2 separate regions of the Mus musculus genome follow, and region 2 is linked to region 1. The links are chromatin loops, found by intact Hi-C in ENCODE. Cell type or tissue: heart. All regions are shown on one strand. Links, peaks and the distances in the headings refer to the core of each region. The heading gives the core; the rest is flanking DNA. Region 1 overlaps Parm1 (prostate androgen-regulated mucin-like protein 1). Region 2 has its middle 79 kb from the start of Gm36222.

Region 1 (2,919 bases), core at 256-2,755:
GATGTGTTGAATTTGTTGATAAAATGCCATCCAAGAAGAAATGTCCTGTCTGTGGCTGGCATAGCAAGACATGGGCTCACGTGGTGAGGAGACGGGAGGGTTGGCCTTGCTTATTATCATTTTAGAGATTTTTCCTCTCATTGCCTCGTTCAGTCATCTTCACCCAAACTGAGCTTCACTTTATTGCTGTGAAATGGAAACCAAATTAACACCAGGCACATTCCACACGTCAAGGCAGAACTGATCTCTGCATCCTTAAAGAAAGTTTGTTCGTGTCTTATGTAGTTTGCTATTTCTCGCTTGGATAGAGAGGCAAAGAACAGGCTTATGAGATAGGAGACCAAAGTGAAGTGCTCTTGATTCAATTACACAGCAAATAGAAATGCCATTTCTGATCTTGGAAAGAATAATTTTGGCCTTTCTATACATCATTATTTGATAAGGACTCAGAAAAAGGTAGATTTTCTGGAACGAAGAGCTGTGAATGCAATTACAGCCTCAACTGTACCCAGCCACAGAGCTCCTGCCTAGCCTGCCGAGGCCTAACTAGGGAAGGATCTTTCAGCATAAGATGAGTATCTGTCCTCCTGAAACAGCCTCTGAACATGTTGATAGCCTGGCTATCAGAGTCCCTACCAGAGGACCTGTGTCTATCCCACAACCTAAAAGAACGAGCCAGTCATTGCCCTCGATGAGTGATGATATGAGGAATTTGTGCAGCTGAGCTGGGCCCAAATATTCCTTCCTTTCTGAATTGTTTAGGGAGAGGGGAAAGGAGAGAAGGGAGGGGGGTTACTGATTTATTTCACCCTGCTGCAAAGGAGTTCCCGTAAGAACTCCTCTCGTCTATAACTCCCTGTCTATAGGGGGAAAAAACGATGATCTTCACTAAAGACCTGAAACACCCCTGGAAGTCATAAACCTCTGGACACAAACCACAGTTTTGCCTCTTGCAAACTTTGGATTAGAACTTGAAAAGGGGGAAAGGATTATGGCTGAAGTAAAGGGTGCTCAGGGGATTTGGTTTGTATCAACACAAACCCCTGAAAGGCAGCAGGGAACAGAGGCTGCGTACTCAGACCTGGAAGTGCTTTTCACATAAAGATACCTCAGATGTCTGTGAAACTCTGCCTTGGATTACACAGGGATGAGGGTGTCACCCCATAATCCCACTAGTGCCAGAGGGAACATGAGAATACAAGAGGCAAAGCGGTACAGAAGACTGAATACGGGCAGTTCTTTTTTCTTTCTTCCCTTTTTGAACTAAGCCACAGTACTTAGAAATTCTAAGTATACCCAAAGCAAAGTTATTCTTTGGGTTGAGCTATGAACGGAGCCAGTTTTTATATAGCTTCCAAAATTTCTCCAGTTTAGCTCACGTTGCCAGAATCTGTCCTTCCAGACTGATGTGTCTAATAGCTTGTGTCGGCCACGGATACAGAATCACATTGTGATGGGTCCCAAAGACTCTATCAGAGTATGCTGTGTTCCAGCAGCAGCTCCGGCGACTCCTTCCAGCTGGCAGTGCGAAGGGGTCATTAGCAGAGGAGCCTGGGCTCCAGGTGCTTGAGAGACACTCATGGTGACAGCAGTTGGGGGCTGGTTAACAAGTGGAGCATTGGAGGCTGAGGCAAAAGCTCACTGGGTTAAAGTGCAAGTCTCTGAGAATCAAGGAGACCTCAGTTCAATACCCAGAACCTACATAAAATGGCTGGCTACAGTGCTGTGCTCTTGTAAGTCCAGAGCTGAGGAGTTACAGACCAGTGGATATTTGGGGCTTGCTTGCCATCTACCCTTGGCTAATGGACAAGCTCTAGATCCAGTAAGTGACCGTGTCTCAAGAAAGCACACTAATTGATCTTGTGGGGGATCTTCCGACTGATACCTTAGGTCGACTTCTACCAGGTACCCCACACACGTACCCCCGTGCATACATGGGGCACACAAGATGTTTGTGTGGTTGTGTGTGCTTGAGTAATAACTAAAATCATTTTAGGCACAAATTCAAACTCTGAGAAAGTAGCTGTTATCTTTCTGGAATCGTGAGGGTTGTTAGGTAACAAAGGCAGAAGAGAGGCAGGGATTTTAGGGGAAATTAAAAGTCTGAACGCTTCTGGCACAGGTAACAAATTGGGAGGTGATTAACTACATTAAATGAGGATTTGTCACAGAGTTTCTTCAAACAGGCCATTTCCCTTGTCACTTGAAGTGTTTGATGAAAATTCATTACCCACGGCACCTCTTAAATAAAGCATGATCTTGCCTATTGATCGCAGCTGATTTACTTCATTATGGGCAATTTTTCTCAAATGGGATTCACCCCTGCAATATTAATAGGCTACCTTGACAATACCTTATCTACATCTGCTTTGCGCTGCTACAACAGAGTGCCACAGCCTGGGTCATTTATAAAGAGCCAGTGCTTTGCTTCAGTTCAGGAGGCTGGAGAGGCCACAGTGGAGGTGCTGGCATCTGAGGGAGGGTCCTCCCCATGGTGGAGGGGGAACGGGTGACAGAGGGAGGGTCTTCCCCATGGTGGAGGGCGATTGGGTGACAGCACATGTGCACATGCACACACGCACATATTCACACATCTGCATATGCATGCAGGTACATGCTAGAAGGGATCTTGAGAGGACTGCAGCCAAACGTATGTATTCACCGGAAACCCACCCACACCATCACTAACCCACAATGCCAGCATCAAAGGTCCCACCTCCCAACACAGCTACACCAAGGATTTGTTTTCTAGCACTCAGACTTCAGGAAGCACAGCAAAGGCATAGCACGGCTGGAAATAAGATTAGCCTCACTCCAGTCTTCTGCAAGTTACAACTTTGTGCAAGCTGTAAGTGTGCACATGTGTTGGTAGCCTGGCGATGACTGGGTTTCCATTCTTTACCCAGGGACGCGACGGTA
Region 2 (2,919 bases), core at 230-2,729, 50 kb after region 1:
CAAGCAACGGACCCATGAGTCGTGACCTCTTGAAGACCTACCTTGGGCACAAAAGCAACAGGAGATTCCTATTTGATGTTTCTCAGGCCCTAAAGATACCTTTCTAGAGGACTTAATTTCAGTTCCCAACACCCTTGATAAGTAGCACACAACTGCCTATAACTCTGGCTCCAGGGCACCTGACACTTCCTTCTGGTTTCTTTGGCCAACTGCACTCACATGCACACACACACACACAATTTTTAAAGATAGCCATTTATAAACAGTGAAAAATAAAAAAAGATAACCATTTCATAAAATTAATGATCATAAGATAAAACAAATACATAAATAAAATAAATAAATTGTTGAGCTATTTAAATTTTTTAAAGGCTTTCCTGAATGGAGATAGTAAGAACGTGCTTTAAATTTAAAAGTAATCAGACGCCTAATGAGAATATATAGCTAGGCTAGGGTGCTGACTCAGTCAGCAAAGTACTTGCTGTGTAAGCGTGAGAACCTGAACCTGGTTCCCAGCACCCACGTAAAAGCTGTGAATGGTGGTGATGTCTGTAACTCTGGAGCTGGAGGTCAGGGACAGGGGGATCCTGAAGGTATGCTGGATAGTCAGTCTAGCAAAAATGGTTCATAGAGAGTCAGAGGACAGGGGGAAAGAAGGGGGAGGAGGAGGGGAGAAGAAGAGGAGGGGGGAAGGAGAAAGGGAGAGGAGGAGGGGGAAAGAGGAAGATGAGGAGAAAAGGGAGGGGAGAGAGAGAGAGAGAGAGAGAGAGAGAGAGAGAGAGAGAGAGAGAGAGAGAGAGAGAGAGACCTTGTCTCCAAAAGTAAGATGAAGAGTGATAGAGAAAGATACCGGACAACAACCTCTGACTTCCTCCTGCATTTAAACACACGTAAGCACACACAGGTACACCCGTAAACTAGACATTAACACACAAAGAATGTGTAGCATTAACACACTCTTTTTTGTTTTTTTGTTTTTGTTTTTGTTTTGTTTTTCGAGGCAGGTTTCCCTGTATAGCCCTGGCTGTCCTGAAACTCATTTTGTAGACCAGGCTGGCTTCGAACTTGCATTAACACACTCCTAAGTTCTAATGTCCAAATCAATATCTTTCCTTATGTGACAATTTGTCAACACTAAATCATGATCTTTTCAAGTATTTAGTATCCAATCTAAAACAGTTTACACATCTACAATTGGATAGTTAACATTTGAGCTTTGTGAGAGAGCACTGAATCAAAAGGCACTGGTCTTGTGGAAGGAAAGCTTCAAGAGGTGACATCGCACCCTTAAAGGATCTCATCTTTGTCCAGGGCAGAGCCAGCTACATTCACTTCACCAGAACATCTCACTGCATGATAACAGCATCAGTTTGTATCAACAAATGCAGTCCGTTTCTCTGTGAACCAATAAACTGAGTGGTTACAATACATTGGGTAGCTGAGATGCTGGTGGGGCTTGTCTATGTTAGCTTTAGAGGTCATACTCCCTTTCTCATGCAAATGCTAAGATGTGAAGCTTATTCATCAATACACTAAATCTGTCCACATGCTCAGTGATGGATAACATGAACTAGCCTTCCCGATAGTTTAAGTTTAGTTACTGTCAGGGTTGGGACTCAAACCAACTGTCTGCCATCAGAGCTCTTTCCACACAAGAGACTAAGCCTAACCCTGCCACCTCCTGCTAACACGGGACTTTCCAGCCCTTGAACCGGCCCCCCTAAGCTATTTTGAGCAATCTCAAGGGGTCTGGCATGTGGCCAACAACAAGCCTGGTCAGCTCCCCAGCACATGTTCCCTTCCTGGCACTGTCACCTTTGTGCTAACTCCTGCTGTCTGCCAAGCTATCTTCTCTAGGGGGAAACTACTTGCCCTCCTGTACTGAGAGGACACCAGCACAGGGCCGTGGGCTCTTGAAATCCAGTATAAACTTTTTCGTTTCCCTGATATCCATGGGAATCCTATCTGAGTCCCCAGCAGAGTCACTCCTGATACTACCCAAAGGTACACCATTGTGTCAGCTTGTCCTCCCTTAGAACAGTAATGATACTGTTTCCTTACTTAGCACCTACCATGAGCCACATACTGTTTTTGAGCACTGGATTCGAGCTTAACATCCCTGTGAGGCAGATATTATTAATATCTCCCATAGTATGGATGAAGAAGCTAAGGGCCAAACGTGTTATTTTAGAAAAATAGCCTGTGGACACAGGTGGCAGGGTGGTCAGGCAGAGGAAGTGTTGACCCATGGTCTTCAGAATCGATGCTCTGTGGCCCTTCCAGGCAGAATCCTCATCCCATGACAGATATCTGGGTACCTGTACTCTGCCAGCCATCAGACAGGTCTACCTATGTGGGATAGCCTGCAGCTAGAGCTGGGTACTCAGCATGAAAGCAAGGTCCTCCCTATAGCAAAGGGTTCTACAGAGGCCCTACACAGTAATTCTTGCTCTTGGCGATGCTTTGGGTCTTTTGAAGGCAGCACAATCCCCAGGGCTGGTCACTTGGCAGTTTCTGTGGTGTCTCTGCCTACATCCTATTCTTGTGCTCAAGGTCACAGTGTATTTCTACATAGAGTGGAAACACATATAGTAACACAACACCTCAGGCTAGGAACGCTGGGAGGAGGTCCATTTTGACTCACACTTCTTGAGATAACATGGTCAAGGCGCCACATTGGGTGATAACCTTCATACTCAGTCTCGCCATCTCATAAGGTATCATATGGCAAAAGACAAGGAGTGTGTGTGTGTGTGTGTGTGTGTGTGTGTGTGTGTGTGTGTGTTCTAGTCTCTTCTTCAAAAGGCAGCAACATTCAGTTATGAGGGCTCAATACTAGTGACTTCCTCTAATCCTGATCACCTCCCCTAGGCCCTACCTAGAAACATAGACAGATTGTGTATACTATCACTATACAAC

The links. A loop is a pair of places that touch in the nucleus more often than their neighbours do. Peaks named below come from ENCODE experiments on the same cell type or tissue, not always from the same donor. Only the 100,000 strongest peaks of a DNase experiment are listed, where the experiment ranks them.
Region 2: it touches region 1 in a loop (2.2-fold over the local background); 3 of 42 quality-filtered maps call a loop at or near these places.

What each region holds. Positions count from the first base shown.
Region 1 is chr5:91,577,609-91,580,527 of GRCm38, forward strand. The region is part of intron 1 of Parm1 (prostate androgen-regulated mucin-like protein 1); the gene reads left to right. Among named protein-coding and RNA genes, the nearest start is that of Parm1, 61 kb to the left of the region's middle. In heart, for the core only: no CTCF peak of the experiment used is centred there; a DNase peak (open chromatin) is centred at 1,533.
Region 2 is chr5:91,627,908-91,630,826 of GRCm38, forward strand. No RefSeq gene overlaps it. Among named protein-coding and RNA genes, the nearest start is that of Gm36222, 79 kb to the right of the region's middle. In heart, for the core only: no CTCF peak of the experiment used is centred there; a DNase peak (open chromatin) is centred at 1,774; H3K27ac peaks cover 2,028 bases.